2 separate regions of the Mus musculus genome follow, and region 1 is linked to region 2. The links are chromatin loops, found by intact Hi-C in ENCODE. Cell type or tissue: left cerebral cortex. All regions are shown on one strand. Each heading gives the region's core, and the rest is flanking DNA. Links, peaks and the distances in the headings are about the cores only.

Region 1 (16,163 bases), core at 3,875-11,874, 79 kb after region 2:
TGTGTGTGTGCAATTTGTGTGTGTGTGTGTGTGTGTGTGTGTGTGTGTGCAATTTAAGAAATAAAGGTCATGAGTTTGAGAGAGAATTCATAGTGGGAACAACACTTCCTTCTATAGAGACATGAAGTGAAGTAGGTGGAAGTGTTTAATCTTCCCCTGTGTGGGTGAGCCAGTTGTTAGCTAGGCTCTGTGGTCTGCCTCTCCATGTTGGTCACCCTTTAAAGGGAGATGGAAAAGGAAGGTAAGGAAAAGATGGTAAGAAGACAGGGAAATAGGGAGGAGAGAAGGGAGAAAAAGATGAAGCAAGGAAAAGGGAAAGGAGGGAAAGAAAAATCTTCTCACAGCATTGGTCAACTTCATGGTGTAAATGTTCTTCCTGGGATCAGTTTGTAGGTGCCAGAGGACAAAACTGAGCCCAGAGCTAGGAGGGGTTGTGTGCTATTGACTCACTTGCATTGGAACAAGCCAGTTTTAACACATCACTGGAAACAGTCTCAGTCATTTGTGCTGCTTAGTAATGGTTCCATAAATTTCAACCAATCATTAAAAAAAGAAGTTCTGTGCATAATTGAAAATCACATTGGAAAGCTGAGATGGTCAGTCAGTAAGGGCTTGGCTTGCAAGTCTGAATACCTGAATATGATGCCCCGCTCCCATGTAAAAAGCCTGGCATGGTGACATATGCTTTTAATCTCCATTGGACAGACTAACCTACTTAGTGAGCCCCAAGTTTCTTTCTATATCAAAGAAAGATGGATAATTTATGAGGAATGAAACCAGAAGGTGATCTCTACCCATCCACATCACATGCACACCTATAAGTCTGCATAAGCATGGACATACGGGCACACACGCACACACACGCGCGCACACACACACACACACACACACCATGAGGTGGAGGACTGTCAAATTAAAGATCTAGAGCAGTGGAAAGCCAAGCATATTCAGTATTTGAAAGGATTAGCAAAGTTAATGTATTACTTTTCCCTGAGCAAAGAAGTTCTTCTCACAGTCTTTACACAGTGCTTCATAGCCATAGAATTATTTGTGCTAACATTGATATAGAAAAATAAGAAAGTAGAATAGTTTAAATAATTCTTTGAAATTGGAAGATATGCCTTATTAGATTTATTACAAAGATATAATGATTAATGAGTATGACACTGGTGGAGAAACACACACAGCCCAAGCAAGAAGAGAACCCAAGCACAGAATAGCATAAACTCACGAGATAGGTTGTTAAAGGAACAAAGGCAATTTGGGAGAAAGGCTATTTTTCTAAACAATGTGCTGCCGAAAGCTTTGCATACAATGCTCTTGTAAGAAATGGGCATTTTAATATCTCTTCAGAATCCTGCTTTTAGTTCCTTTGGGTAAACCATGTGGTCTGTACATACAATCAAATGTTATTCATTCTGAAAGAAGAGAAACATTTGGTTACAAGATTACATTTGAGGGCTTAGTAGGTGGTCAGTCAGTAAGGGCTTGGCTTGCAAGCATGAGTACCTGAGTATGATGTCCCACTCACATGTAACAGCTGAAGAGACAAAAATTTGGGGACTGTTGTTTAATATATGTAAAATTCTAGTTATGAAGATAAAGACATTCTGTGAATATCATGGGATTTACATACAGAAAAGAGTTTCCTGGCATCAAACAATACAGCTAATAAATGATGAGCCTAGTATAGGTTATACCCTGTGTTTTGGCACAATTAAACAAAGAAAAACAGTTCTGGAACTATGAGATAGATAGACACATACACCTCTGTGTGTGTGTGTGTGTGTGTGTGTGTGTGTGTGTGTGTGTGTGTGGTGAGTACGCACGCACGAGCGCACGTGTGTGTGTGTGTGTGTGTGTGATGGATTATAGATAGATAATTATGACAGATACATATGATAGATATACAGATGACAGATAAACAGCTGATAAATAGATGCATGCCTACATATAAGTATATATCACATAAGGTTGATAGGCAGATTAGAGATAGGTAGCTATAGATAGATAGATAGATGACATAGATAGATGGAGATATAGATAGATTAGATTAGGTAGATAGATGATAGATAGATAGATAGATAGATAGATAGATAGATAGATAGATAAGGCAGGTGATAGATAAAAGAGAAACAGGCACAGTTAGCTAATGGATTATGAGAAAAACAAAGAGTAAAACTGTGAACATTATATTGTATGAAACAATTAATGTAAAGATACCTGCCAAGGACCACCCTTGATTTGGAGAGGGGTTCTGAGGAAAGGGATGTCAGGGAGCTTAGAAAACAAGCCAATCAAAGTCAAGTTGTGGGTCCAAGCTGATGGCCTATTCTCTGCTGGAGACAGCTTTCCAGTGTGCTTTCTCTCTGATCTGCTTTTTCTGGAGATTTCCAGGCAGTTCTCATTCTCTCTCTCTCTCTCTCTCTCTCTCTCTCTCTCTCTCTCTCTCCTTTGCTTGAGAGAGTTCTCCAAGCAACTCTCTTTTGCTAATCTAAACAATTCTCTGGATATCTCATCTCCTGCAGATCACAAGTCCAGTCTTTTTTTTTTTTTTTTTTTTGCTTTTACAACAGAAATTATTTTCAATACAAAAATGACAAAATAATTTTAAAAGTAAAATTTACACCATTTAGATAGAACTATACACATTATTTGATGTAAAGAATTTTCCTATTTTTGATATCTAAAATACATCAAAAATTAAAAAACAAACCTGTATTTGGTATTATAACAGAGACAGACACTATCTCAGAGTATTCTAAGCAAATGGTCCCAAGAAACAAGATGGAGTTGCCATCCTTTTTTTTTTTTTTTTCTTACATTGCTAAGGGAATACAAACTTTTTTTTTATTATTAGGTATTTTCCTCGTTTACATTTTCAATGCTATCCCAAAGGTCCCCCATACCCACCCCCCCAATCCCCTACCCACCCACTCCCCCTTTTTGGCCCTGGCGTTCCCCTGTACTGGGGCATATAAAGTTTGCAAGTCCAATGGGCCTCTCTTTGCAGTGATGGCTGACTAGGCCATCTTTTGATACATATGCAGCTAAAGACAAGAGCTCCCGGGTACTGGTTAGTTCATATTGTTGTTCCACCTATAGGGTTGCAGTTCCCTTTAGCTCCTATTTTACATATCAATCTAGTCTTTTACTGATCCTAAGAATTAATCTAGTCTTTTAATTTTCTGTCTTAGTTAGGGTTTTACTGCTGTGAACAGACACCATGACCAAGGCAAGTCTTAAAAAAAAAAAAAAAAAAAAAAGAACATTTCATTGGGGCTGGCTTACAGGTTCAGAGGTTCAGTCCATTATTATCAAGGTGGGAGCATGGCAGTATCTAGGCAGGCATGGCGCAGGCAGAACTGAGAGTTCTACATCTTCACCCAAAGGCTGCTAGTGGAAGACTGAATTCCAGGCAACTAGGGTGAGGGTCTTAAGCCCACTCCCACAGTGACACACCTACTCCAACCAGGTCACACCTATTACAACAAGGCCACACCTCCAATTGGTGCCATTCCCTGGTCCAAGAATATACAAACCATGACAGTATTCTATGAATCAGCATCCCATGATCCCAGTCCTCCCTTAATTCTTAGAAAACAGCAAGCATACATTTCCTTTTGAAAGAATTCAGAGATCTGCCCGCCTCTGCTAAATACAGAGGATAAACTAGCTGAGACAGACTCTGCCCTGAAATTTTCATTTCTACCACACCTGTGTTTGGACTCACTGTGCCCCAGGCTGACCTTGAACTCCAGAATATGCCTGCCTTTGTATCTTTCTGACAAGCTGCCCCATTAATGCAGCTGCCTTTGCTCCTTCAGATTCATGAAGCCCCTCACGTAATTCATATTGCATCTTTATTTTTGGCATAGTTGAGAAATTACATACTTTCTTTTTTAATTAATTATTTTTTTACACTCCATATTCTATTCCACCTCCACCCCATCCTCCCTCTAACTGTTTCACATCCCATACCTCCTCACCACCCCTGTCTCTATAAGGATGTCCCCCACCCGCCAACCCACCTGACCTGTAAACTCTCTGGGGTCTCCAGTCTCTTGAGAGTTAGGTGCATCATCTCTGAATGAACACAGACCCAGCAGTCCTCTACTATATGTGTCCTGGGGGCCTCATGTCAGCTGGTGTATGCTGTCTGTTTGGTGGTCCAGTGTTGGAGAGATCTCAGAGATCCAGATGAATTGAGACTGCTGGCCCTCGTACGAGATCACCCTTCTCCTCAGCTTCTTCCATTCTCCCTAACTCAACAAGGGCCAGCTGCTTTCATCCATTGGTTAACGATGCAAATATCTGCATCTGACTCTTTCAGCTGCTTGTTGGATCTTCCACAGTGCAGTCATGCTAGATTCATTTTAGTGAGTGATCCATAGCCTCAGTAATAGTGTCAGGTCTTGGGACCTTCCCCTGAGCTGGATCCCACTTTCAGCCTGTCACTGGACCTTCTTTTCCTCAGGCTCCTCTCCATTTCCATCCCTGTAATTCTTTCAGACAGGAACAGAGTTGTGACTGTGGGATGGTCCCCCTCTCTGTCATTTGATGCCTTCCTGTCTTCCTGTTGGAGGTGAGCTCTATAAGTTCCCTTTCCCTACTATCAAGCATTTCCTCTAAGCGCCCCCCCCCCCCTGCATCCTGAGATCTCTCACCTCCCAGGTCTCTGGTGAATTCTGGAGGGTCCCCACAACCTCCTATCTCCCAAAGTTAACTGTCTCCATTCTTTCTGCTGGCCCTCAGGTCTTCAGTCCTTTTCCCTCACCCAATACAAGAGTAGCTCCCCCTCTTCTTCCCAATCCCTCCCTGCCCTGGAGTCCATTTTCCCTCCCAGGTCCCTCCTTCTTTCCCCAATTTTGATTGGTTTCTTCTTCCTCCCAAGTGGGACTGAGATGTCCTCACTTGGGCACTACAGCTTGTTGACCTTTTTGAGTTCTGTGGACTGTACCTTGGGTATTCTGTACTTTTTCTTTTCTTTTTCTTTCTTTTTTTTTTTTTTTTTTTTTTTGGCTAACATTCACTTATTAGTGAGTACATACCATGTCTTTTTGGGTCTGAGTTACCTCACTGAGGATGATATTTTCTAGTTCCATCCAATTGCCTGCAAATCTCAGGATGTCCTTGTTCTTAATAGCTGAGTAGTATTCCATTGTATAATTGAACCACATTTTCTGTATCCATTCTTCTGTCGTGGAACATCAGGGTTGTTTCTAGCTTCTGGCTATCACAAATAAGGCATGGTAGGGCATCTTTTGGGTATATTCCCTAGAGTGCTATTGCTGGGTCTTCAGATAGATCTATTTCCAATTTCCTGAGGAACCTCCAAATTGATTTCCAGAGTGGTTGTACCAGTTTGCAATCCCACAAGCAATGGAGGAGTGTTCCTCTTTCTCCACATCCTCTCCAACATGTGTTGCTGCCTGTGGTTTTAATCTTAGCCATTCTGATTGGTGTAAGGTGGAATCTCAGGGTCATTTTGATTTGCATTTCTCTGATCACTAAGGAGTTTAAACATTTCTTTAGGTGCTTCTCAGTCATTCCAGATTTCTCAGTTGTGAATTCTCAGTTCAGTTCTTTACCTCATTTTTTGATTGGGTTGTTTGGTTTTTTGTTGATTAACTTCTTGAGTTCGTTATATGTTTTGGATATTAGCCCTCTATCAGATGTGGGGTTAGTGAAGATTTTTTCCCAATCTGTTGGTTGCCAATTTGTCTTATTGACTATTGAAAGTGTCTTACAGACACTTCCAGTTTCATGAGGTCCCATTTATCAATTTTTGATCATAGAGCCTGAGCCATTAGAATTCTGTTTAGAAAATTTCCTTCTGTGCCAATGAGTTCAAGGCTCTTTCCCACTTTCTCTTCACTCCCCATATCTATTCCATATAGTACTTGAAGTGCTAGCTAGAATAATAGAACAACAAAAAGATATCAAGTGGATACAAATTGGCAAAGAAGAAATAAAGGTTTCACTATTTGAAGATGATATGTTAGCATACATAAGCAACCCTAAAAATTCTACCAGAGAAATTCTCTAGCTGATAAACAACTTCAGCAAAGTGGCTAGATATAAAATTAACTGAAATAAATCAGTAGCCTTCCTTATACAAATGATAAACAGGCTGAAAAATAATAGCCACAAATAATATAAAATATCTTGGGGTAACTCTAACCAAACAAGTGAAAGACCTGTATGATAATAACTTGAAGTCTCTCAAGAAAGAAATCGAAGATTTCAGAAAATGGAGAGAAATTATATACTTTCAAACTCATGTTTTTAGAGTTCTTTTCCACAGCCTTAAGAACTGTCCTGAAGGTCCCAGTGTCTACTATTTTGCTGAGACATTAGCCACACCTCGACCTCTCAGATTCATGCTGTCTCAGGTGATCATGGAGTCATTAACATTAACAGGGAGGACAGTCCTCTAAGAAATGTGAACATATGGACATTATACAAATAAGCCTTATGCCGATGACAGCCATTGCCTCTTGAGGAGACCCATGTTCACTGGTTCTGTACCAGGAACAGGAAACATGTCATTTTGTCCCCACCAAGGCCATGCCAGACTCAGTGCTTATCACAAATTTGAATTCAAGTTTTTGGGAAGCTAGAACACAATTTTCAGATCTCAGTCAGTTGAATAGTTTGAGAATAGAACACCGACTCCATAAGGGGAAACTGGGACAGTGAGCTTTATCAACATCAAAATCAGATGCTGTGGAAAAACTGGGAAAATGGATAAAAAGACCAACTTCAGGCTTTTAAGCACCACAGTAAAATCTAAACAACTCACTTAGAGAGCATTTCCCTGAAGAACAAAGGATACAAGTAAGAGACTAACCATTAAAATCAGCCCAACCCCATTAGCCATTGGTGTGATGTAATGAAGTAGCTGAGGGGCTGCCAGTTGCTGCCAATCAGTGAAACTGAAATGAAATGGTTTCAGGATCCCAGCTGCTGGTGATGATGAGGGGAAGGTGAACCACTCATGCAGGGCATTGAGGAGGGACCACCCTCAAGAGAATATGTTGCTTTCTTGCAACACTAAACAAGAACTTCTCATGTAACTCTGCAAGTGTAGGTTAGGGCATGCTCTCTGGGAAGGAAAGACTGAGCATGCACATGACAAGTACAAAATCTGTCCTCGTACCAGAAAAAAAAAAGGATTCAAACCTTCTTTCTGGTATGCCTGAAAGGCACCATAGACACCACAGCTCACCCATAAAATGGATGGTGACTAACAGGAAAAAGCAGCTGCTTTGTAACATACGCTGCAGTGAGGTAGCTCTCCAGGTGGAAAATGTCAACCTTGAAAGGTCCCCTGGTGTTTGCTTTTTATTTATCATTTTCAAAATGATACCAGAGATGGAGGAGACAGTGACTGTGGCCAGGGGACAGGCACCAGGGATGGGAGTGGAGGAGCACCACAAGTGAGCATTTCTGGGCGTGGGGGGATTGTATAACACTACACATACCTACACACAAACAAATAAATGTAAAAATAGATAAATGCCAAATAAGGTCTATGTGACACAGTAAACTATAATGTCTCTAGGGTAAATGCCTCCCCACCTTCTGGCTAAGAGCAAGAGAAACCCCAAAATCCAAATCCTGGATTTGACTTTTGACTACAACTATATAGGATGACATCATGGGGAGAAGCCAGCTAAAAGGAATGAGACTGCAAACTAGTTTTACAACTTCCTGTGACTATACTGATAAAAATAATACTTTTAAAATCAAATTACAAAAGACATTAGGGTAGATATCCAAAAGGATGATAATAACAATGCCTGTAAAAATCCACTAGGGGCTGGTGAAATGGCTCAACAGAAAAAGACACTTGCTGCCAAGCCTGAGGACCGCAGTCTAACCCACAGGACCAGCATGGTAGAAGGACAGAACCAACTCCTGCAAGCTGTCCTCCTACCTACATACTTGCACTATAGCATATGTGGGCTCTCAAACATACACCATACATACATACATACATCTTACTTTTTTTTTAATAGGGGGCTGCAAAGATGGCTGGGCAATTTAGAGCACTTGCTTTTGCCAAGGTTGCAAATTTCAATCTCAGCACCCTTGGTGCTGAGCTTGAAACCACCTAATAACTCCAGCTCCAAAGGATACAACTCCTTCTGGCCTCTATGGGCAAGACATACATGCAGACACAAACATATACACATATTTAAAGATGATTTCAAGCAAGGACATTTTAAAAATGAAAATTCATTGGGACAAGCTGATGTGATGAGTTTCCATTCTTCCAATAACCTCCTTCCTTCACTATTTAAAATTTGCTGAAGATTTAAAAGTATTAAGAGATAGTGGAGTGTATTTTTATTAGATTATTTTTTACTTTATAGGTAACTATAAATCATTTTAGAGCATGTTCTGGGTCTCCAAAGCCCACCAGGAATTAAGCGAGGAATCCTCAGGAGATGATGTTCAGAATCAATATTGTGGGACAGAATACCTGCCCATCGAATTGCATGCTGTTCTTTCTGGGTTTTCTCTTTGGTTAATTTCCATGAAGCGGGTCACGTGCTCTCACCCTAAGACCTCCAGGCATTCTCAGCTGTCACTTGTGAACAGCTCCTTCCTCCCTCTGCTCTTGCCACATGATGGGTGCTGGCAGCTTTTCACTGCTGTGCTGGCAGCCCCAGGCTGTGAAATCAGATGAGCAAATAACCTGAAATGCGACACACCTGGCGAGAGACAAAGGGCACATTTTCCACTGAGTGTTAGAAAACTACCAGCGCCAGGGATGTACTTTTGAATGGAGACAAGTTATAGAAATGACACTGCTGGTGCCATATATTCTGAGAACAAGCATTCTTCCTACTGTAATTTCATGTGACTTTTAAAAATGTATTTTATTATTATTTTGTAGTACCAGCACCAGCAGTATGGGCTGGGCATGTAGCTCAATTTTCAGAGTGTTCACCTACCATTTGTGAAGCCCAGGGTTCAGTCTCCAGTCTCACATGAACTGAAGGTGGTAGCACATGGCCTTGATATGATCCATGCAACTTAAGAGGTGGAGATAGGAAGACCCGACACTCAGAATCATCCTTAACTACATAGTGTTTTCAAGGCTAGCGTGAGATACATACTCTACTATACATGTATTATCATTTTGATATTGCTATAAAATTCGTCTACAGTAACCATAACAATAATGCTCCACCTCGGGAAATTTAAAAAGAAGTGAAGAGATAGAAATCGGAATGAATACAGTGAGCCATGTTGGGGGACTGCTTTTAATTTTAGAAGTAAAGGGAATATAGAAGAACACCTTGCATCTAAGTTTTTATCATCCAAGTTGTAGCTTCTTAAAGATAATGAAAGTGTCTCACATCTTTCAGTGGGTAATAGCAAAATAGATTTTCTCTGATCAACCTGCAAGAGCCTGTGTCACTAGCTCACACAGATTCTGCAGTCAACACCTCTAAGCACGATGTGCCATGATATAATTACCTCCTGCACAAGTCAGCCCTTGGGATCTCAGCCGGTGCCAAGCACAGAACACCAGCAGACAGACATATGGTCCTCCCTCTCCCTCTGTGATATTTTTATTCAGGAATTTCTGTGCAGGCCCTGGGTTTTGGCTGCTGCATTCCTGAATCTGTCTTGTGAGGCCTCTTTGCTCACAGTAACTCATAGAAGCTGCCTTTTGAATATAAGAAAAAAACTGATTCATAATTGAGCCAAATAGATTCATTTAATGGACCTAGCCCGAGGGATATCAAGCTCATTTTATGAGCAAATTTAATGAATTGTAATGAATGTCCTCATTTGAAAATTGTGTGTGTGTGTGTACCATAAAGGTATCACAGTACATGCCATCTCAGACTCACATGGGGAGGAACAATAGGGAAACTCTTCATAAAGAATGCTTATGAAGCCAGAATTTTAGATACTTAAGTATTACATATGGATTTTAAATAAGAATAATGAGATACATAAATCTAATACACATGATCTCCAAAGTAGGAGTCAGCAAAAAAGAAAAAGTTTCTTGTCTGGCCTTGTGACTCATGCAGGTAAAGCCAGTGCCTAGGGTTAAGATAGAAGGGTTACTGTGGCTTCAAGTCCATCTGGAGTTATAGAGCAAGCTGAGGACCAGCCTGAGCCATACAGTGTAGAATAAGACGTTTCTCAAGGCAAAGGAAACAAAGAGGTAGGGTAGGGGTGCTCAAGTAAATCAGGTTGCACTATCTATACCTTTAAACGTATCAAAAATAAGTTTAAATTTCAAAACACAATCTATTCTTAAAAACAGAAGAAATGGGAAAGGGGAATTAAAGAAAATGGTGCCAATATATACGCAATAAAAATGTACTCTTTTAATTTAAGAAGAATTAAACAAATGGAAAGAATTTCTTCCCTTTGGAACTGAATTGTAATTTCTACTCCTAGTAAAGGCTTCTCCAGTATCCCCACCACCACCACCACCACCTTCACATATCTGCGTTCCTCCAGCCTAGCTCTATGGTGACCCTCAACTCATGGTTGCCTGCCTTTGTCATCAGCTAAAATGACACCACCAGTCCCCCAAATCAGGGATTCATACAGTACCTTACTTCACTCAATCAAGTGTCCATGGAGGAGATCAAAAAGTATTCAGTTGCACGGTGCAGTTTTATGGGTGGTAGTGGTAGAACAGCCTGGAGCAGTCATTTCTCCACCTTAAGGGAACATCAGAGTTTCCAGAAATCATACCTGACAAAGTATGCATCACCTGCAGATGAATCCAGTACCTTCTCCACCCTGTTCTGTGCTTTAGGAAGCTGGGTGCTGTGATCGCCTTCCTGGACTCCCGAGCTTCTGGTGATTTCCATTAATGGAACAAGATTGTGGAAGAGAAGGTGGCCAGATTTTCATTTTCTGCTCCAGTGCAGGACTGACCTTTGGTGCTCCTTAATTCTTTAGTGCTTCTGCGACTGTTTCAGGATCTTGAGATAGGAGCGCACTATCCAACACCCAATAGTTACATAGCTGTGGCAGGCTACCTTTTTATACAAGGTGGGCAAAACCCTGCCAAGATCTACCAAAGACAAAAATGGGCACATGCTGGAGAAAGTAAGAGGGACACAGTCACTTACTGCAGTTTCAAAAAGTGCTGTTTGACATTTTTTAAAATGCGGTGTGGGAAAACAGTGACTGAGAAGTGGAAGAGAGTCAGTAAGAAGTGTGTGGACCCCATCCTGAAGGGCCCTGTGTTCCATGGTGAAGGATGAGAAACTTACCTAAAATACTAAGAAAAGACTAGCAGCTTGAGAAGAGAGGAAAGCATTTGAAGAAAGCAGGTATCGAATATCCATTCATTCAGGAAGTTTGTAAAACTGAAAAGGCACATTTTAGTTTTATGGTTCTAGAAGCCAACAATAGACATTCTGAAGTAAGAACTCGGTTAACTACACTTCAAATGACCCACACGACAGTTAAGACCCATTTTACCTAAGCATTTTTATAGTGTCCTATGAAACTGGTCCTGAAGGAAAACGGAAAAGCAAAGAAGAAACCAAGGGAAAGTGTCGCACTATTCGTTAAAGACAGTTCCATAGAGGATGCTAATGTGCTTACTTTGAACCCAAGACAGCAACTTTTGTGCGACATGGGGCTGAGAAGATGGCCTGGCAGGAGAGTGCTGGCTGCACAAGAGTGGGCACCTGAGTTTGAATCCAGAGCACACACATAAAATCCAAGCTGTGCTCAGTAGTAGCAGCGCGTGCCTTTAATCCCAGCACTCAAGAGAGAGAGGCAGGTGGATCTCTATGACTTTGAGATCAGCTTCATCTACTACAAATTCTAGGACCAAAATGATAAGGTGTGACCAAGTAGACTCTTATTGGCAGCACAGGGAGAGGGAAGACAGGAGGACCTCTGGGGCTTGAGAGTCCCTGTCTCAAGGAAATAAGGTGAGGAGTAATAAAAGATACTCACTGTCAACTTTTGGCCTCCATGTATATGCATTCATGTGTAGGTATGTCATGGATATGCCTACAGAATACATGTGCATACAAAACACACACACATATCCTATATACCCATACGCAGAGACTTCTGTGAGTTTGATGCCAGCCTAAGTGTAGAAAAACTGTATACTGACAAGCCAATCTGGTCTGAAGACCTTGTTTCAAAGACAGAAAAACACAATAAAAATTAAATTTTTTTTAGAAAACTAACAAAAACCTTCTCCCATTAAGTATTGAAATAATTTTAAAGAAAATGGATTGATTTGAGAGCCTGTCAATTTCATTTTGACCACTGAAACAGGTAGGCTAACTGCAGGCCTTCACTTCCCCCTTAAATTCCTGCAAATCTAATCCCCATTATCATTCCCAGTTTTGAAGCCTGCTGAGACCTCTCCTCATTTTCTGCCTCTGTTCTCTGGGAATTAAGTAGCTCCTGGTAAAATATCCTGATGTCACCTCTCCTGCAGAGCCTCTGAAAGCCTCCTTCCTAGCCCATCCCCATTCCTACATGTCAGCTCACAGTAACTAGAAACACATTTAACTTGGAACTCCAAGTGGCCACATCATTAGGATTCCAGAAGAATTTTCTACCAGGCAACATATAGCCCCTCTCCTACAAATCAGAAAGGGCAGGGTGATAGAAAGCAAGGAACAAAATAGTTAATAAAGACAAAACCAGATGTCAGCAACTAGAATTATAATCTTCCCACTCCCAGATACATAAATATTAGTATAAAAACACAGTCAATAATGGCTAGGACAACCTGTCTTACACTAGAGCCCAGCAACCCTAACACAGCAAGCCCTGAATATTGCAATAGAGCTGACACACAAGAAAATTAGCTTAAAATAACCTTTATAATTATGATAGAGGTCCCTAAAGAGTGAATAAATGATTTCCTTAAAGAAATCTATGAAAGCAAAAACAGTGAAAGGAGATGGGAAAAAAAATCTCAAGACAGGAAAGTGGAAATAATAATCAATAGAGAAAACCCAAACTGCACAGAAATATGGAAACGAAATAGTTAGGAAACCACAGAGGCAAGGTTACTAACAGAATATAAGAAAAGGAAGAGAGAATCTCACATACTGAAGACACAATAGAAGAAATAGATACCTTAGGCAAAGAAAATGTTAAATCCAAATATCTAGGAAATCTAGGACACTGTAAAAATGCCAAATCTAAGAATAATAAGAATAAAGAAGGAAGAAGAAATTCATTTCAAAAGCACAGAAAATATTTTCCAAAATTCATAGAAGAAAATTTCCATAACCTAAAAAAGGAGATACCTATAAATGTTCAAGAACATAAGAACACCAAATATATATATATATATATATATATATATATATATATATATATATATGTATGTATATATATATGTGTGTGTGTGTGTATATATATATATATATATATATATATATATATACACATACACACACACACACACACACACACATATATAATATTAAAACCTGCAAGAAAAAAGATCAAATAACATATAAAATCAGGACTCTAAGAATAACATCTGACTTCTCAATGGAGACTCTAAAAGCCAGAAGGGCCCAAATCTTCTATAGGTGCTAAGAGACTGCAAATGTCAACCCTGGCTACTATAGCCAGCAAAACTTTCAGTCACAATAGATAGAGAAAATAAGACAATCCATGATAAAATCAATTTTAAGCAATATCTATCTAGAAATCCAGACATTCAGAAGTTACTCAAAGTAAAACACCACCCTAAAGAGGTAACCACACCCAAGAAAATACAGGGAATAAATAATCCCAGTCCAGCAGTTCAAAAGAGGAGAAACAGGTAAACACTGCTTTTTGAAATCATATGACATTAATGGTCTCAATTCTCCAATAAAAAGACACAGACTAACAGAATGGATGCAAAAACAGGTTCCATCCTTCTGTTGCATCCAAGAAACACTCAGTAATAGCAAAGAGAGATATCTCTTCAGGGTAAAAGGATGGAAAAGATATTCCAAGCAAATGAACCTAAGAAGGAAGCTGGAATGCAGCCATTTTAAAACCAACATTAACTTCTAACCAAAACTAATCAGAAGAAATAGGGAAGAAAACTACATCCTCATCAAAGGAAAATTCCACCAAGAGAACATTGTACTTCTTAACATCCATGAATCACACAGATAACTCCTAGGTACATTTTTTTAAAAGAGAAAAGAAAACACTATTGCAGCTTAAATCACATATTGGTCCTCATACTGTGAAATGAGAGACTTCAATACCCCATGACTCCAAGAGTCAGATAGATCATCCAGACAAGACATGATTAAGCTGACTGATGTTACAAACCAAATGGACCTAACAAATATTTACAGAGCATTTATATATATATATATATATATATATATATACACACACACATACATACACATACATACACACCTTCTTCTCAACACCTCCCTGAACTTTCTCCAAAACTGACTGACCACACACTCAGACACAAAACAAATCTCAGAAGATGCAAGAAAATTGAAAAAACACTGTACATCCTATCTGCACCAAGAATAAAGTGGATATCAACAACAAGAGAAAGCATAAACACTCAACAACTCTCTTTGAGTGTCATATAGGTCAAGACAGAAATTAAAGACTTCATACTGCTGAATGAAAATAAATACACAACTCACACAAACTTATGGTACACAGTGAAAATGGTTCTATCCTTCATTGCATTCATAACACCTACACACAGAGGAAAAAAATAAAAACAGAGAGAACTCATACTCGTAACTTAACAACACACCTCTAAGCTCTAGGGAAAAAAAGAAATCACAGCCAAAAGTAGTTGACAGCAAGAAATACTTGAACCCTGAACTGAACTTAATAAAATAAAAACAAAGGAAAAGGAACAGTACAAAGAATCAATGAAACAAAGAGTTGGTTCTTTAAAAAAAAAAAAATCAGTTATATTAACACTCTTATCCAAATTTACTAAAAAACCAAGAAAGAGTATCCAAAATAACAAAATTAAGAATGAAAAGAAGATATAACAACAGATAACACAGAAAACCAGATACTCATAAGAACATACTTTAAAAACATGCACTCCATCAAATTGGAAAATTTAAAAGCAATGAACAGTTCTCTCAATACATACCACTTATCAAAGTTAAATCAAGAACAGATAAGCAATTTTAACAGACTTATAAACCTGAGTGAAATAAAAGCAGTTATTAAAAGTCTCCCAGTCAAAAAATAATGGGGCCAGATGGTTTGAGAGCAGAATTCAAGCAGATTTCCAAAGAGAGTTCATGGAAATACCTCCTCAAACTATTACACAAAACAGAATCAGAACAAACATTACCCATTTTATTTTATGAGGCCATGATTACCCCAATACCCAAACCACACATAGTCTAAGCAAAGAAAGAGAATTACAGAACATTTTCCATCATGAACTTAAATGCAAACATTCTCTATAAAATAGTTGCCAACAGAATCCAAGAATACATCAAAAAGATTATCCATCATGATCAAAAATGTTTCATCTCAGAGATGCGAGGGTAGATCACCATATGCAAAGAGATAAGTGTAATCCAGCACACTGAAGACTAAAAGGCAAAACCACATGATCATTAGATGCAGAAAAGGACTTTGACAAAATCCAACACCACTTCATGATGAAAGTGCTGAAGAGATTAGGCATAGAAGGAACCTATCTCAATATAATAAAGGCAGTTTAAAGCAAGCCTGGAGCCAACATAATGAGGAGAAATACAATCAAAGAAATTCCACTGAAATAAAGAATAAGGCATTATTGTTCACCCTCTGGATATCTCTTCAATATAGTACTTGAAGCCTTAGCTAGAGCAGTATGATAACTTAAGGAGATCAAGGGGATATAAATCAAAAAGAAAAAGTCAAAGTATCTTTATTTACAGATAATATGACTATATATAAGTGACCCTTAGAATTCTACTGCTGGGGAGGGGGGGTGGAGAATTCTACCTGGGAAATCCTACAGCTGATAAAGCAGCTGGAGAGAAGATTAACTCACAAAAGCCAGTAGTCATCCTATAAACAAATGACAAACAGACTGGGAAAGAAACAGGGAAAACAACACCGGTACTTCACAAGAACCTCAAATAATAAAAAATATCTCAGAATATCTCTTACCAAGCAAGTGAAAGACA
Region 2 (16,163 bases), core at 2,820-10,819:
CACACAATGTTAATAAGAAGCAATTCATCTCATCTCCTTAATAACTTGCAAAAGAGATATTGACCACATTGTCTTGTTAATGAGGGAGAAAGTGGAGAGAAAGCAGATTCAAGCTATTGACAATAAGGAGTAGACCTAGATTCCCATCCAGAGAAGAAGGTAACTGAGGTAGAGAGTTTGATGTACAGGAAGGCATGAGAAAGAGATTGATGTTGAGGCTAATAGGCAGAGGAAACAAAATTGCTGTGGTGTCCATGAGACAGGTGAGCTGTCCAGTGCAAATGGCAGACTCCAAGCTAGATGAAATAAGTAGGATTACAACTTCATTTTTTAGAGCCTGTGAAACTTCTAGAAGGTCACCAAACCCAAGAAAAGTGTTGCTTTCCTTCTCTTCATGATTTGAATGCAAACTGCCTCCAATGGGTGCATGTGATTGGTCCTCAGTGGGTGATGCTCCTTGACAGACTGTGGATCCTCTGGGTGCTGTTCCTATCTGGTAAGCACAAGACATTAAAGGTGATACTTTGATTCTTGCTTCACCATGTTTGAAGTACTCTGCTCTCCATTCCCACATCCATTGAACTAGTTTTCCATGCCTTCCTGCCAATGATGAACTTCCTCTCTGAAACCATGAGCCAAAATAAATCTTTTTGACCCTTAAGTTGCTTTTGTATAGTTTTGTAGTCAGAGGAATGAGAAAAATAACCAATGTATTTATTTGTAGAAATTGGATAAAGTTAGGAGCCTGAGTTTGTATTTAGACTGAGGTACAATGACACGTGTAATGTTCTAAGTATAATGTGACTCCCTAACACATTCCTGTCTTCTCAGTGAGCTCTCAGCAGGCCTGTCACACAGAGTCCACAATCAGCAACAAGCAGGATGCACTCCATCAGTGAGACTGTGGAGGTATTTACAAATCTGACAGCCAAAGAACAAACACCAAGAGGTCATAGACATTCCTCAAGATGGATCTTCCAGCTCTTTTAGTTCAGGCCTACGAGTTCTCAGGATTTGAGGATACAAGAGGCATGATGTCTGCTTTCCCCCAAGGGGTTGATTTTTCTATAAAGAGAAAACTATGAGGTTAGCACGCAATGTGTCGGCTTACTCATCTGCCAAGGGAGGCAAATTCTAGTGGGAGTTTTGCCCATAGGATTTCAATACACAATTTATGGGTAATGTCTTGTGAAAATAAATGAGTTACAGTTTATACACACATACACACACTACACACACAAACAAAAACCCCAATAACAACAACAACATAATGGTTTTAACAGGCCTCTTATCACCTGAAATGGTTCAAATTATCTATAGACAGAAGTATAAGGAGAGGTGAAATTGACATCTGATGACTGCGAATAAAACAACCATTTGTATGGTTCCTTTTAGATCTGTATGAGTTCATCCATCTGGCAATTCTGCCTTGGGAATGAGCCAGCTGGGTGAAAGGAAGAGGACTTAACTTCCTTGTCCTGCACCTCGGGATATCCCCACAATGTGACCTTGATCCTTTTCTCTACATGACTCAGCCATATGGGTTGAAATGCACTGCGTATAATTGTCTTTCCAGACCTTTCCCTTGCAGAGGCTCATACAAAGTCTTCAAGAAGGTTTGTCTTCAAACAGCGTTCAAGCACAGAGACACATCGCTACTACTATTGGCTACCCATGGTATTTCATCTAGCCATGGGAGCATTGAGAATAGTAGAAAGTAAGACCACAGGGATTTGACATTACTTTTTAATATAGAGTGTAGGATCCATCCCCTGATGGGAAATCTGAATACTCATCCAGTGACATCATCTGAGGAGTTGATTATATGTCACTTGAGAAATATCTCATGTCCTACCTATTTCCCAATATGTATAATTCCTCTAGTAGAATTACTCCTCTGCCTTGGACTACCTCCATAGCACTTAGGTTAAAGTCAATATAACCACACTACCATTGAGTCATGTCCTGCTTTCTATCCAACAAGATAAGAATAAGACTCCTGAAAGGCAGGAAATGAGGTAAGCAAGTATGTGTTAACCTTCACATTAGTTAACTGTTCTCATCATGACCAATATATGTCAGAAACAACTTTTCATAAAAATCTGTATGTGTGTGGTGCATGCACATTTGGAGAAAAGAGGTTGACATTGGTTATCTTTCTCTATCACTCATTACCTTATTTGAGGGAGTGGTAACAAAGTCTCTCACTGACCCTTGATCTGGATGTTTGGCTAAGCTTACTGAACAGTGAACTCCTGGAGTCCACTTGTCTCTGACTCCTAATTAGGTTGGAAATATGTGCTGCTATGCCTGGCCTTTCCATGGGTGATAGAGATCTAAATTCCAAGTCCTTATGTTTATATAGCAACCAAGCACTTTACCCACTGAGTCATCACTCCAGCCTGACATAAACAACCTAAAGTAAGGGTTTATTTTTGCTCAGGATTTCAGAGGACTCAAGCACTTCATAACAATGTGGCATGTGGCAAACGCTTTTTTACATGAGGGCTGTCACAGTTTTAATTGCCTAGTAGACATAATTTAGAATCACTTGAGAAGAGAGGTTCAATTAGAAATCTTCTAAATCTGTTTTCCTGTGGGCATGTCTATGAGGGTCTTAATTATTAATTAATATAGAAAGACCTAGTCTACAGTGGGTGGCACCATGCTATAGCCAGGAGGTTCTGTCTGTGTAAGTGTAGCAAGGGTGCTGAGCATGAAGAATCATGTTTACACTGATACTTTCTCTGCTCTTGAATGTGGATGGGATGTGATTAGCTATTTTAAATTCCTGCCACCTTGCCTTCTTTTTTATGATGGATTGTAACCAGGAACTGTGAACTAAATAAACTCTTTTTCCCCTAAGTGATTTTTTTTTTGGCTAGGTTATTGGTATAGCAACAAAAAAATTTGAGCTAGAACAATACCTAACCAAATAGTGGAGGAAATGAGATGAGAATCAAGGGTGGTGAGTATCTCCATAGTAACCTATTTCCACAACTCAGGTACCAATCTATAAAAACTTCTAGCCTTCAGCATGGTGCTACAAACATTGGATTACATGTTAAAATCTTGACCTCATGGGGAGAACATTACAGAGAAAAACCATCATAATGTCTCAGATACAAGGCAGATACAGGACCATTAACTAAATCAGAAGCACTTGAGAAACTTTGTCTTTTCTGCATATCACAGCATAGTAACATTCAGATAGGTTTGGATGACTCATTTTAGTTTTATGTACCAAAGTCAGAGCTATACCCTGTCCACCGCTGGAGTAGTGAGTGAGGAAGGTTGTGCTATACCAGAAATGCATGTCTGCTTATGGACAGTTCTACAAAGATGCCTTTCAGCCTTCATGTACAGTGTAAGGAGACAAGCTAGGGCAAGGCAAACATTCACGATCACCCACTCAATGGACTTGCCTTTCCCTAGAGCATACAAGACATAGTAAAGGCTTCTGTAGAACTCTGCATGACAGAAACATTTCCCAAAACTCATCCTCCGCCTTTTTGCAGAAAACCACAAAAATGTCCCATGAGACCCACTGAATATGAAAGTATTGAATACGAGAGAGAGAGAGAGAGAGAGAGAGAGAGAGAGAGAGAGAGAGAGAGAGAGAGAGAGGGAGGGAGGGAGGGAGGGAGGGAGGGAGGGAGGGAGGAAGGAAGGAAGGAAGGAAGGAAGGAAGGAAGGAAGGAAGGAAGGAAGGAAGGAAGATTATATGGTCATGCATATGGAAACCAGAAATGTTGTCTACATTCTTTAATATGAGGCCTATCATTCACCTGAGGCTCACTAATTAGGCTACCCTGGCTAGCCCTCAGGATCCACCTATCTCTGCTACATTAGCAAAGGGATTGCAAAAGCATGCCTTCACCATGCCCATAATTTTCATTTAGGTTCTGGCAATCCTACTTGGATCTCTGTGCTTATAAGGCAGCTGCTTTACTGATTGACCCACCTCCAGCCCCCTGGCCCAGGCTCTAATCAAACTTGTTAATATGTTGTCTAAGGTCTTTTCAGAAGTATGAGGTTTTGACCTGATGCTTTGTCATAGTCATGGCAGTGGAGCCATTTGGACATTAGTCAGAGTATATCCACTAAGATTACACACCACACACACACACACAAAGAAATTTATATATAATTTTAGCACCAAGTGCAGGATCCTGAGAAGTTTATGGAAAATATCTAATGGAAAATAATTTGTCCCTAATGATCCTCATCTCTTCTGTATAATCCTTTGTTATTTATTACAGTATTGAGAGTTGTCACTTTTGAGATTAGGTTATGATTAGGTTTTGCCTCCTTTTGTCTCTCCCTGGCTTTCTTCTATGCCTTATCTATTAGAGGATCCACTGGGTGAGGACAATAGGGTTGTCTCAGCTAACAGTCTAGATTTTACTAATTTAGACTGGAGATAAGTCTACCAATCCTGGAGAAACAATCCTGGCTATATCCATGGAAGGGAGCTCAGAAGCAGAGGACATTGAAGTAGAACTTTCCAACGAGAACTCCACCCTAATTGTGAGCCTCTAAGGAGCCCTGGGCCAGCTTGGCTCCACAAAGAGTCATGTTCTACAAAATATGTCAGATGATAAATGTGTGTTGTTTCAAGCTGCCAATACTGAGACAACATATTGCACAGTGGGAGATAACCAGTAAGCCAACACACTGGTCTGTTTCATATTAGAAGCCACCCTAAGTATTTTTTTCTTCTGTTTTCTTCAACAAGATTGCCATCAGCCTTTCTCTGTGACTGTCTGATTCTATTTTTCAACATCAAGAAAATTTCTGTCAGGCCCTCTGAAGATTCTGATTACTTCAGTTCATATTGAATTTTTCATCTACAAGGCACAGACAGTATCTATTGTCTTGACAAGGCCAAAGTCACTTTGAGCACTCATTCCTGACCTTTGAATACCATAGCACAAAGTAGCTACATGTGGGATTGACTGACAGCAATGTTAGATGTGGGACTCAGAACCATGCGTATGCTAAGTACTCATCTACTGAGCTACATCTTCAACCCTTTGTTATTGTTGCTATAATTACTTTCATTTTGGAGCAGAGTCTTGCTAAATTCTGCAGGCTGTACATGAATCCTCTGGGTAGACTACATGGGCTTGTAAGGTGAGATCTTTCTGCTTGAGCTGCCCAATTAATGGAGTTTACCATCATGTGCCATCATGGGTTTTTTGTTTCCATTTTTGTTTTTATACTTTCTGTGTTCATCACAACTCTATGACTTCCCTCTAATTCTTGTTTTGAATATTTTGAGAACATGATGCATTGATACTTATTATATTCGCTGTACTATACAATAGACCTCTTGAATTTACTCTTCTAATCTAACTGTAAATTTGTTGATTTGACCAACATTCCTCCATCTTTCCAAAACCGTACTCATGAAGAGGTCAGCTCAGGAACTTTAGAAAATTCTACAGGACCCCTCCCCTCTGGAAGGGAGGGACTAATTACATTCCTCAGACCACAGGGAGGAGGAACCGACCACCAGATCTCATAGGCACATTCTGCTATCATTGGCCACCCACCTCATTCCCTATAGACCAATTAGTTTAAAAGTCATACTTTTCTGCGAATCACATTGTGCCTAATGGCTGCTACTTGTAGAACTGTATGGCTCGCTGGACAGGCTACGCATGGCCTTTCTCTCTCTCCATGTGCAGGGCGACCTCAACATGTTGAAACAATAAATCCCTCTTGCTATTTGCATTGATTCCCATCTCTGTGTCATTCACTCAGGGAGTCCCTACTAACCTAAGGCTCGCCAGAGTCTTACATTCACAACCACTATAACTACCACTCTGATATTGCATTCATAAGTTCAACATTTTCAGATATCTCCTATAAGTGGGGTTATGTAGAAGTTATCTTTCTACATTAAATTGAACAGTATATATCCATTATCCAGTTATCTGTTCTTTCATTCTTTCATACCTCTGCTCATTCCATACTCTGCCTAATTTAAAAAGTGCTGCTGTAAGAAACATGGGCTTGTGGATATCTCTTTGACATATGAACATCTATTTCTTGGGGGTAGATTCCCAGAAATGATATTTCATGATCCAGGAAGTGTTTAATCACAAACAGATGAATTGTCGTCATCAGCAGGAATCACATTTCTTTAGAAGCAAAACAGGAGGAGAACAGAGATTAGAATTTGGGTGAGGATTAGTTGTCCAAATAAGGCAATTATAGGGCTAAGAACAAGGAGCAAAGGGCAGACAACAACTGGAAATCAGGAGCAGAAAAACCATGAGGCAGGAAGCAGTTAGTTTGAGTGTGGGATATAGAACTTGAGGAGACTAGCAATGACGGAAGTGGGAGTGATGTTTGCTGGACTGGCTCAACTTTCCTCTGAGAATACCTCTGTTGATCTCAAAGGGAAAATGTTTAGTACACTGTGTGTGTGTGTGTGTGTGTGTGTGTGTGTGTGTGTGTGTGTGTGTGTGAATGTTGAACTTCACTTTAATTTAGTAATGGCTCCCAAGGGAATGGGCAGCTGGTAAAATGGAGTGCTTTGAAATTCCCTTGGTAAATATTCCAGAATATGGAAATAGAATCCTTGCTCATTCCTTGCCTTCTTGGCACTCTTTAAAAACAAAAAGAATATTTATATCTATGACTAACGGTTCATTTATAGACTCAGCCCTACTCCTCAAGCTATAGAGTGATTTTTAAAATGTGCGAAAATGTTAAAAGTCAGTTTATTTTGATGACTACTTAGGCTGAGTTTGCATTCAGTTTAGCAAAGCAAAACAACATGTTCAATAGGAATGCAAAGGTATTATAAACAACCTAATAAGCACAAGGTTGTTTTCATTTGGTTCATATTAAAAGCAGACTTAAAGAATTATGTAAATCCATACTTAATACCAAATATGTTTATGTATGTACATTGCATTGTCAATTCATAAATATTAAGAAGCTTTCTGAATAAGCTACCTTACTGCCTCCTAGAAGGTGTAATTCTAACTATGTAACAGTTTAGACAAGCCAGGCTTAGTCAAGTTGTATCTATATACATAAGCACCTTTTTCTACATTAATTTAACAGACTAGAAATCAGTAAATACAGTTGTTTTGGATTTTGGTTGTTGCTGTTGTAGTGTTTACAATGGTAAATTACTGATCTGACCAAAGTCCTTGTTGGTCTGTAGTGTGCGTTGTTACCAAGAAGACAGTGAGAAAAGGGGAGCCCAACAGTCAGTCATTTTAGACTGCTGGCTGATTTCCCTAATAGAATTTAAATTCAGACATTTTAGAGAATGGGTTCTATTTATACTGGCTACAACCAGTTTATAAGAAAAGACATAACAACATAGAAAGAGATTTGGTTATTTTTTTCAGTGTAGCCAATAATTTGAGACACTGCCGCCAACATTATTGAAGGTTGACTCATCTTGTTTTGTGACCAGGGCAACCCCTTCATCATCCTTAATGTCTACATACTCTTAGCGGTGCTGTTCTCTTCAAGTTAATTTAGACAGAACTCCTAAAGGAAGAGTGAATGTAATACATTAAGTATTGAAGCAAAATGGAAATGATCTGGAATAGAAAAACTAAAGCGTGTGGACAGAAAGAACAGTTCCTCTCATACAGTCAAAGTGGAACTGAGAGCGTTAGTGAAACTGGGAGATGCTAAGCTTTAGATTTCAGGCTGTATTTTCTTTACTTTGCAGTTTAAATAAGCATCCTGCATGCAGATGGATAGGGTTTGTAATTCGATTGGAATGTTGTGACTACACCTGTTGTTCTTATTATGAATGCCTAATTCTTACTTGAAACTGTTTGTCACAATAATATCCTGTAGCAAAGACTTATACCAGGTAATTGCTTGGCATGTAAACAGTACAATGCTCCTCTTAGCTGTTTTAAATGGGATGTCTTCTAATTTTATCACCTCCCTTTTGTTCATATATTACCCGAAAGGTAAATAAGAACCAGGGAGAAGCCTCCATTTGTTATCATCCCTTCTACTGTAATCTGAAATTAACAAGCAATACTTAATGCTCGCCATTTCTCTGGGCTTATAAACATCAGCTCCCATTGTTTTCACACAAAGTGAAAAGAATATTGAGTTGAGACTTTTGCTGTGAATACTCGGAGCTGGGTTTGTGAAATGCTCCTCTGATACTACACCGAAGAGAGTACTGTCCTCTTCATATTGTGTTTCACCCTGAGTTGCTCAGTGCTCACCCGGCAGGGACAGAGCGTAGAGGTGTGGTTATTACCATCCTTGTTCTTGAGACTCTTAAAACCTAGCAGAAAAAAAATCAAGAAAAGAATAGGTTTATCTGGGGGTACAATTTGGGGTATATTCCCCACATGGTGAGAGTGGCTGGTTACATTGTATTTCCAGTCAGGAAGCGGAGAAAGATGAACACCAGTCACTGGCACTCAGATGTAGCTTTCCTTCCATTCTCTGGAACTACACACAGCCTTGGAAATGGTGGCTCACATATTTAGTGTGTGTCTTCTTACCTTAATTAAAGTAATCTAGACACTACCTCCCCGACACCCCCAGAAAGTTGTCTCCAAGATTGATCTAGATCATGTCAAATTGACAATCAAGATTAGCATCATCAGAGGCAAGTGTGGACTTCACTCTGTTCTCTTTCCTTTTCTATTTCTCCCCTCCCTGTTTCTTTCTCCATCTTTTCATCCTCCTACCTTCCAACATTGACAGAAGAATCCCTATGAGCAATGCACTCACTTCATAATTAACAAATATTAAAAATTAGAAAAATAAGCATTTAGGACATTGAATACCTTATCTGTTGTTGTGCATCTAACAAGTTGAAAGTTTGGGATTTAATGACTATTGTCTGTCCCTACATAGCACATATTGTTACCCATTCACTTTATATCCTTTGCAGTCTGACACACTCCAGCGAGAGCAATAATGTCACTGGAGACTATCTGGAGAGCATCCAGACAAGGGGCTCTTTCCCCAGAGTCAATTTTCTTACTCTTAGAGCTCCTTTAGCTACTTCACTGTGCCACTAGCAGAGGACATTACCACACTTCTCCTTAGGGCCAGCAGCCTTCTACACTTTGCAGCAACACTCATCTCCAAGGTTGGGTGGGGGGGGCGTGCTCACTTTAAAGGCTTTCAGATAACAAAGGCATCACTTGAAAGTGGGGACTGAGCCTGGGAAAGCTGAGCTTTTGTTAGGGGTTGATCTGATGGAGCCTTGAAGGTCTGTGCTGATGTGGAAGGAGATGTGAATTAGCACAATACTGAACAAGATGTGCACATCCACGAAGCTTTGCTCAAAACCAGGAAGGTTCTGGAACCCATGCACAGCCTCAGATCAGTTGTCTTGTGAAAGCACAGTTTCATCATTGCATGTAGACGTAAATAGCCTACTCATCTCCATAATGACTTCATTTGGCCTCCGGGTAAGATATGTTTGTTTGAGTGGCCATGTAACATAGCATACGTATGGCACTCATCCCACACAGCCTCAGAATGCACAAAGTGGGATGTTAGAACACCTGGTATGGAGAAGACCATATGTTATTCCTGGAGTCAGTAAGTGTGAGATTCCTGTGTTAGGACACTGGTTAATTAGTGCCCCCCCCAAGGTAACAGTATTTGTCAATTAATATGATTAAGATTGTTATAGTCTCTTGACTTGTAAGGGTTGCACAAGGCCAGAAAAGGTTGTATACACCTGTCGTCTCAATAGTTTGGAACATGTGGCAGGAGGATTACCATGAGTTTGAAACCACCCTGGGTTTTATAGTGAGTACCAGTCCAGTGAAGTCTACATAGCAAGACCTTGTCTCAAATACAGGGAAAGGTACTACATGGTGTTTTCATTGAAACAAGGCGGAAACTAAGCAGTGTGTGATGTAATAATGCATGTGTCTTAGAGAACTGTTTCCATAGTTCTGTGCATCATCACTCCAGAGGGTTAGAATGTGCTAAGATGTGATTATTTCACTAGGTCATCCATGTACTTGTGAGCATAGTGTGTGTGTGTGTGTGTGTGTGTGTTTGTGTGTGTGTGTGGTGATGAGTGTATATATGCATTAATGTGTTCATTTATGTGTACATTTGCATGTTCATACATATGTCTATCACAGGCAGCGATTGTGAAAAGCTCCTAGATAATTTTGCAGTTCCCATTCCACAGTAAACATTTCTCCAAAGTCAAGTATAATATGAATTATGGTTAGAATTTATCTAAAATAAGTTTAGTTCATTAAATGATAAGCTTCTAGCAAGTAAATGCCAGGTGTTGTGCTAAATATTGCAGACTGTTTTCTTTAAAAAAAATGACATCACTTATAACTTTAAGATTTCTGAATCTTCAAAATATGTACTGAGACCCTGGCCTCCAGAATAACTATGTTTGGAGATGGGGTTGGGTGGGTGGTGTGGTCAAGAAGTGGAGTACTTTTGCATGGGATTCCTGTTTAAAATAAAACCTGGAATCCTTGTTTTCTTCCTGTCTCTGCTTTCCGATGCCCTCTGAGGACATAGCAAGAAGACCGCCCTCTGAAAACCAGGACTTTCATGACATTCTGAAACTGCTGTCTCTGACTTTGAACTTTCCAGACTGAAATTGTGAGCAAACTTTTTCCAATTGTTTAAACCACCCATTCTGAAGTATTTTGTTTCCATGATCTGATCCACACCTGCCATTCATTCTAAATCAGACTTCGTTATTTTTTTTTAACTCTCAAACTGTGTATACAAATCTTAACAAAAATAGTCTCCTAAATGCTAATTGACAAAGGAGAACCATGGAGTATGACTTGAAGCCTTGATTCTTAAAACCCAACAATCCAGACTCTGTGTTCCCCATTTCTAAACGAAGGGCAAGATATGAGTGCAGAAGAGGAACCCTCATTCCATGTGGTCTTAAAGCTGACTTTTAAAAATGTGGATGCTTATGAAATATAATTACTGCCAGCTCCCCTATTCATTCATGCCTTTCTTCCTTGTCCTTGCATGCATTAGGCATTCACTGGATGCTTGTGTTATCCTAGACAGTGTTCTAGTTGCTGATGGGTGTGCTACATCTTAATCCCTGTATGACATTGAAAGGACTCCAGTCAAAGAGGCTACAAAAGCTCAACAGCTGGTCATGGAATAACCAAGATTTGAACCTGAGTCATTAAGATGCCACCTTCTGTGCCCCTGGTTGACTAGATGAACACAATGACTTTCAAAATATCTCAAACTAGTAAGTCTAATTGGGATTCAAGGAAGATATCATCTGATTTATTTGCTATTTTAAAGGACATTGTACAACAGAGCATTCTGAACGTGCTGTATTAGAAAAAACAATTTAGCAAATTTTCACGCAGTCATAACTCGTCTTCAACAATTTTCAATGATTCCCTTGGTTGATACACAAATCTCCACCAATCTTTATTCTCCCTTTCAATAAATGAAATAAAAGAGCTTGCATTTGAAATCCCTGTTCTCCCTGTAATGTTGGAGCAGAGCACTAGTATCAAGATGCCTAAGCAGGATGGGACTCTCCCTGGAGTCAGGCATAAGCGTCTTATGACTGTCCTTTCTCCTTAGACGTCTTCCCATTTCCTGTGGTTTATATTCTCACCTCTATGTGCTAAATTTCTGCTTCATGCCTAAATTCATTCCCAAACTAGCCCACTCTTAAACCACCTTCTTAATTGTGCTCTGCATCTTATTTATTTATTTATTTATTTATTTATTTATTTATTTATGTGGCTGGAGTGTGTGTGTATGTGCACGTGTGTGTGATGTACACATTCTGGTGTATGCATGTGTGCAAACGAGTACACTTTCAAAGGCCAGAGCAAGATGTCAGCTATCCTGCTTTGTATCACTCTCCATTTTGTTGGTTTTGAGACAGTCTCTCACTGCAAGGCTACGTACCAGCAAGCTTCAGTGAGCCTCCCATCTCTGTCCACCTCAGAGCATGCTTTACAGGCATGTGAGGGCAAGCCTTGTAGGGCTAACTAGACTTATGCCAATGTGACACAAGCTAGAGTTATATGAAAGGAGGAACCCTCAACTGAGATTCCTCTGTAGAGCAATTTCTTAGTGATGGCTGAGGGAGGGTCCACCCCCTTGTAGAGGGTGCCATCCCTCACCCAATGGTCCTGAATGCTGTCAGCAAGCAGGCTGAGCAAGCCATGAGTAGTAAGCCAGTAAGCAGCACCATGGTCTCTCCATCAGTTCCTGCCTCCAGGTTCCTACCCTGTTTGAGTCCCTGTCCTGACTTCCTTTGGTGATGAACAACAATGTGAAGGAGTAAGCTGAATAAACCCTTTCCTCCCCAACTTACTTTTTGGTAATGCTAACCCTAAGACAATTTGGTAGAGTTGTTTGTTTCTTTGTTATGGTTGGTGGTTGTCTGTTTTTTGTTTGTTTGTTTGTTTTTTGTTTTCCTACCTGAGCTCTAAGATCCAAACCCAGGTCCCTATATTTAGACAGCCAGAATTTTTACCCACTGAGACATCTCACAGCTCCTCTATTGGAAATGAAAATGTGCTTGACTTCAGTCAAACTCCTGTTGATTCTGTAGAATCAAATGATACCTAAAAGCTCCTGATTGTGCCAGTAGGCCCTTGTAAGACTCAGTTTGTCACCTTTTCCTTCTACATCCACTTACCAACCCTTATTCAAAGAATCCTTTTCTTGAACAAAGAGGAAATATGCCCACTGAGCACAACTCTCAGACATCAAAGAGGGACATGATACCCTCTCTATCTTTCCTCTGTGTGTCACGGGGACATTTGATTGTATGGAATTCTTACACGTGTTCACGCGACCGGCCAGGAAGAACGCAACAAACCGGAATCTTCTGCGGCAAAAGCTTTATTGCTTACATCTTCAGGAGCCAGAGAGCAAGAGCGCTAGAGTGCAAGAGCCAGAGCAAGAGAGCAAAAAGAACAAGAAAGCAAGAGAAAGAATGGCAAAACCCCGTCCCTTTTAAGGAGAATTATCCTCCGCCTAGGACGTATTACTCCCTGATTGGCTGCAGCCCATTGGCCCAGTTGTCATCATGAGAAAGGCAGAACACATGGCGGGAAAACTGCCCCTGCACGTGTGCAGATTATGTTTACCACTTAGAACACAGCTGTCAGTGCCATCTTATAATGGCAAATGTGAGGGCGGCTTCCCACAGATCCCCCTTTTCTTTTAATAAGAGCAATAGGCCACCCATATTAATGAGAGTGGAGATAGAGGTCAAATCCCCAGTGTGCAGGTAAAGGAGCCATGTACAGGATTAGCTCTTAGGCTCACAGGCTTTTACCCAGAGCAACCCTGACCTGCTCCCGTGTCGTTTTTCCTGGGGAGAAGGACACTTGGACACTCAACCTTCTTGAAAGATGACATGTCTCCCTAGAATAGGCTCATATATGCCGCAGAGCCCTTCTATTGCAGTGCTTAGCCGTGCAACTCTCTCGGGCTGCTGAAGCACACTCACTCTATCCCGTGCAATGAGACTAGCCTCGTGGGGTGCAAGAGCTGAATGGCCAGCGACCTATTGCTTAAGCATAGATAACCATATATCAGGGGAAGCACCATGTTCTAGAGCTGCAAGTGCCTGGGCAATAACCACCTTGTCTCTCCTAGTTTGGGCCTTAAGCTTACAGACCAACCAGAGAAGCAACACTAATCCACAGCAAAGTATATCTCCAAATAATCCCACCCATACCCATTCTTTAAAGAAGGAAAATGCTGAGGAGATCCAATTGGGTAATCCTTTGATCAGGGACAGGTCCAAGCACGTGGAGTTGACCTGAATAATGGCAAGTCTCAATTCCCGAAGGGTCTGTTCAAATTCAGCCGTCCAATTCTGTAACATATACTGAGAAAGACTTTTTAACAAATTAGCTGCCCTAGTAAATTTCTCATACTGAATGGAAGTAACGGACAATCCCGGAAACTTTTGTTCACATCCCAGCTGAGCTATTTGCCATAATACATCTAGTTTTTCCTGGACAAGATCTATGCGTTGATTAATTTCTGCCCATGGAGCGTTTTTGGGATTGGAGGATGGCGGCCGCTAAGCCTGCATTGGTGAGAGGTCCCCCAAGCTCCCGACAAACCCTGAGCCAGTCTTGTAAACCTTTGTTCTTTCTTGGGGCTATGGCCGCTCTGCATTCCTGCGTGGCTTGCTCATAAATAAGCTATTCTACCAGAGGTGCGGCTTGCTCTGAATCTCCAAAAATACGCTCTGCTGCCTCTGTCATTCTGGCCACAAAATCTGAGAATGACTCCTGAGGTCTCTGGACGATCTTTGTTAGTTGTCCAGTGGCTTCACCTGCTCGGGAGAGCGCCTTCCAGGCCCTAATAGCCTTTTCATCTGATTCAGAACTATTAAGAACTGGCTCCTTGAGCTCATCTAGTGATGAGTATAGGCTCCTTCTCCTAGAAACCTCCGCTAATTGATCTTTTTTCTTTTCTTTCCTTCTAATCTCTCCCCAGGTATTCTTACCTGACCTAAACTTTTCCTCGGGTTCAAGACCCGTGGAAAGGCCTGTATACTTATTTTGTGTACCATATTTCCTCTTTGCTCCTACTCTCTTTCCCCGCTTTACTTCTGATAGATTGCCCTGAATTTCATCCAGAATTTTCAGCCCTGCCTTAACCACTTGATAACATGTGAAAAGGAACAAAAGGGCTTCTAACACTAGAGAAAGTTTAAGGCCAAACATACCTTGTAAAGCTATTTCCCACTTTACTTCTGATAGACTGTCTTGAATTTCCTTAGAAAGTTCAAGGCCAGACGTACCGTGTAAAGCTATTTCCCACTTTACTTCTGATAGACTGTCTTGAATTTCGTTAGAAAGTTCAAGACCAGACTTACCTTGTAAAGCTATACTTACGGGTACCCTGTTCCCCAGCTGAAGAGTTCTGAATTCACGCAGTTGAATCCTTCTCAACAGTCTGTTTTACGGGAACACTTCATTACCACCGTTCCCCAGCTGAAGAGTTCTGAATTCACACAGTTGAATCCTTCTCAACAGTCTGTTTTATGGGAACCTTTATGACCGTGACCCGCAGTTCTGGTTCCGGAATGAGGGATCTTCCTTGCGCCGGTGATGGTAACCGTCCCAGGTTTTCTCGTCCCAGGTCTTCTCATCCCGGGTTTCGGCACCAACTCTTACCCACGTTCGCGACCGGCCAGGAAGGACGCAACAAACCGGAATCTTCTGCGGCAAAAGCTTTATTGCTTACATCTTCAGGAGCCAGAGAGCAAGAGCGCTAGAGTGCAAGAGCCAGAGCAAGAGAGCAAAAAGAACAAGAAAGCAAGAGAAAGAATGGCAAAACCCCGTCCCTTTTAAGAATTATCCTCCGCCTAGGACGTATTACTCCCTGATTGGCTGCAGCCCATTGGCCCAGTTGTCATCACGAGAAAGGCAGAACACATGGCGGGAAAACTGCCCCTGCACGTGTGCAGATTATGTTTACCACTTAGAACACAGCTGTCAGTGCCATCTTATAATGGCAAATGTGAGGGCGGCTTCCCACATGGAATGGATGGTCTGTGAACAAGGAACAAGGAAGCACATCACAAGCATATCACTAATCCCAGTGAGTGAATATCCTTTTAAAGCAGTCACCTGGTTCAGTGAATTAACGTCAAGTAACATTTAACTATTTGCAAAATCCAAAATCAGTTCCCAAGGCAAAGCCTAGGCATCACTGAAAGAAACCCCAGGCCTATTATCAGACTGCTAAAAGCTGTTTCAGAAAAGTAACTATTTAGGCAAATTCTCCATCTTAAGGGCCTTACTTTCTAGGTAGATATTTGAAGATATCTCAGGTATTTCCTTCCTTGTTTGGCATTTAACGTTCAGTGTTTTTGTGGCTAAGTGGAAGCCAATGTTTTCCAAGGCAAAGCATAGTCTGAATGATATCATTTGGTGTTAGACTGGCTTTAAAGTAGAAAATATTTTGCAGGGAACTACTAGTGCTCAAAGATAAACTACTATACATATTTTTGAGTCACAACACTTTTGGGTGGTTTTCATGTATAATTTTTACAAATAGAGCTCAAAAATCATCATTACTACCTACCTATGTGTTTTTAAATGTATAACGGGATTATTTGGCAAATACAGCTAAATAAGCATGATTACTACCTAGATATAAAGCAGTCCAGTGACCCCCATTTT

Evidence for each region. A loop is a pair of places that touch in the nucleus more often than their neighbours do. Peaks named below come from ENCODE experiments on the same cell type or tissue, not always from the same donor. Only the 100,000 strongest peaks of a DNase experiment are listed, where the experiment ranks them.
Region 1: it touches region 2 in a loop (2.4-fold over the local background); 2 of 42 quality-filtered maps call a loop at or near these places.

What each region holds. Positions count from the first base shown.
Region 1 is chr13:6,331,742-6,347,904 of GRCm38, forward strand. No RefSeq gene overlaps it. Among named protein-coding and RNA genes, the nearest start is that of Gm35671, 32 kb to the left of the region's middle. In left cerebral cortex, for the core only: a CTCF peak has its summit at 7,816; DNase peaks (open chromatin) are centred at 6,695, 8,711, 9,031 and 9,549; H3K27ac peaks cover 5,039 bases.
Region 2 is chr13:6,254,017-6,270,179 of GRCm38, forward strand. No RefSeq gene overlaps it. Among named protein-coding and RNA genes, the nearest start is that of Gm35615, 27 kb to the right of the region's middle. In left cerebral cortex, for the core only: no CTCF peak of the experiment used is centred there; DNase peaks (open chromatin) are centred at 6,519, 7,610 and 9,459; H3K27ac peaks cover 1,466 bases.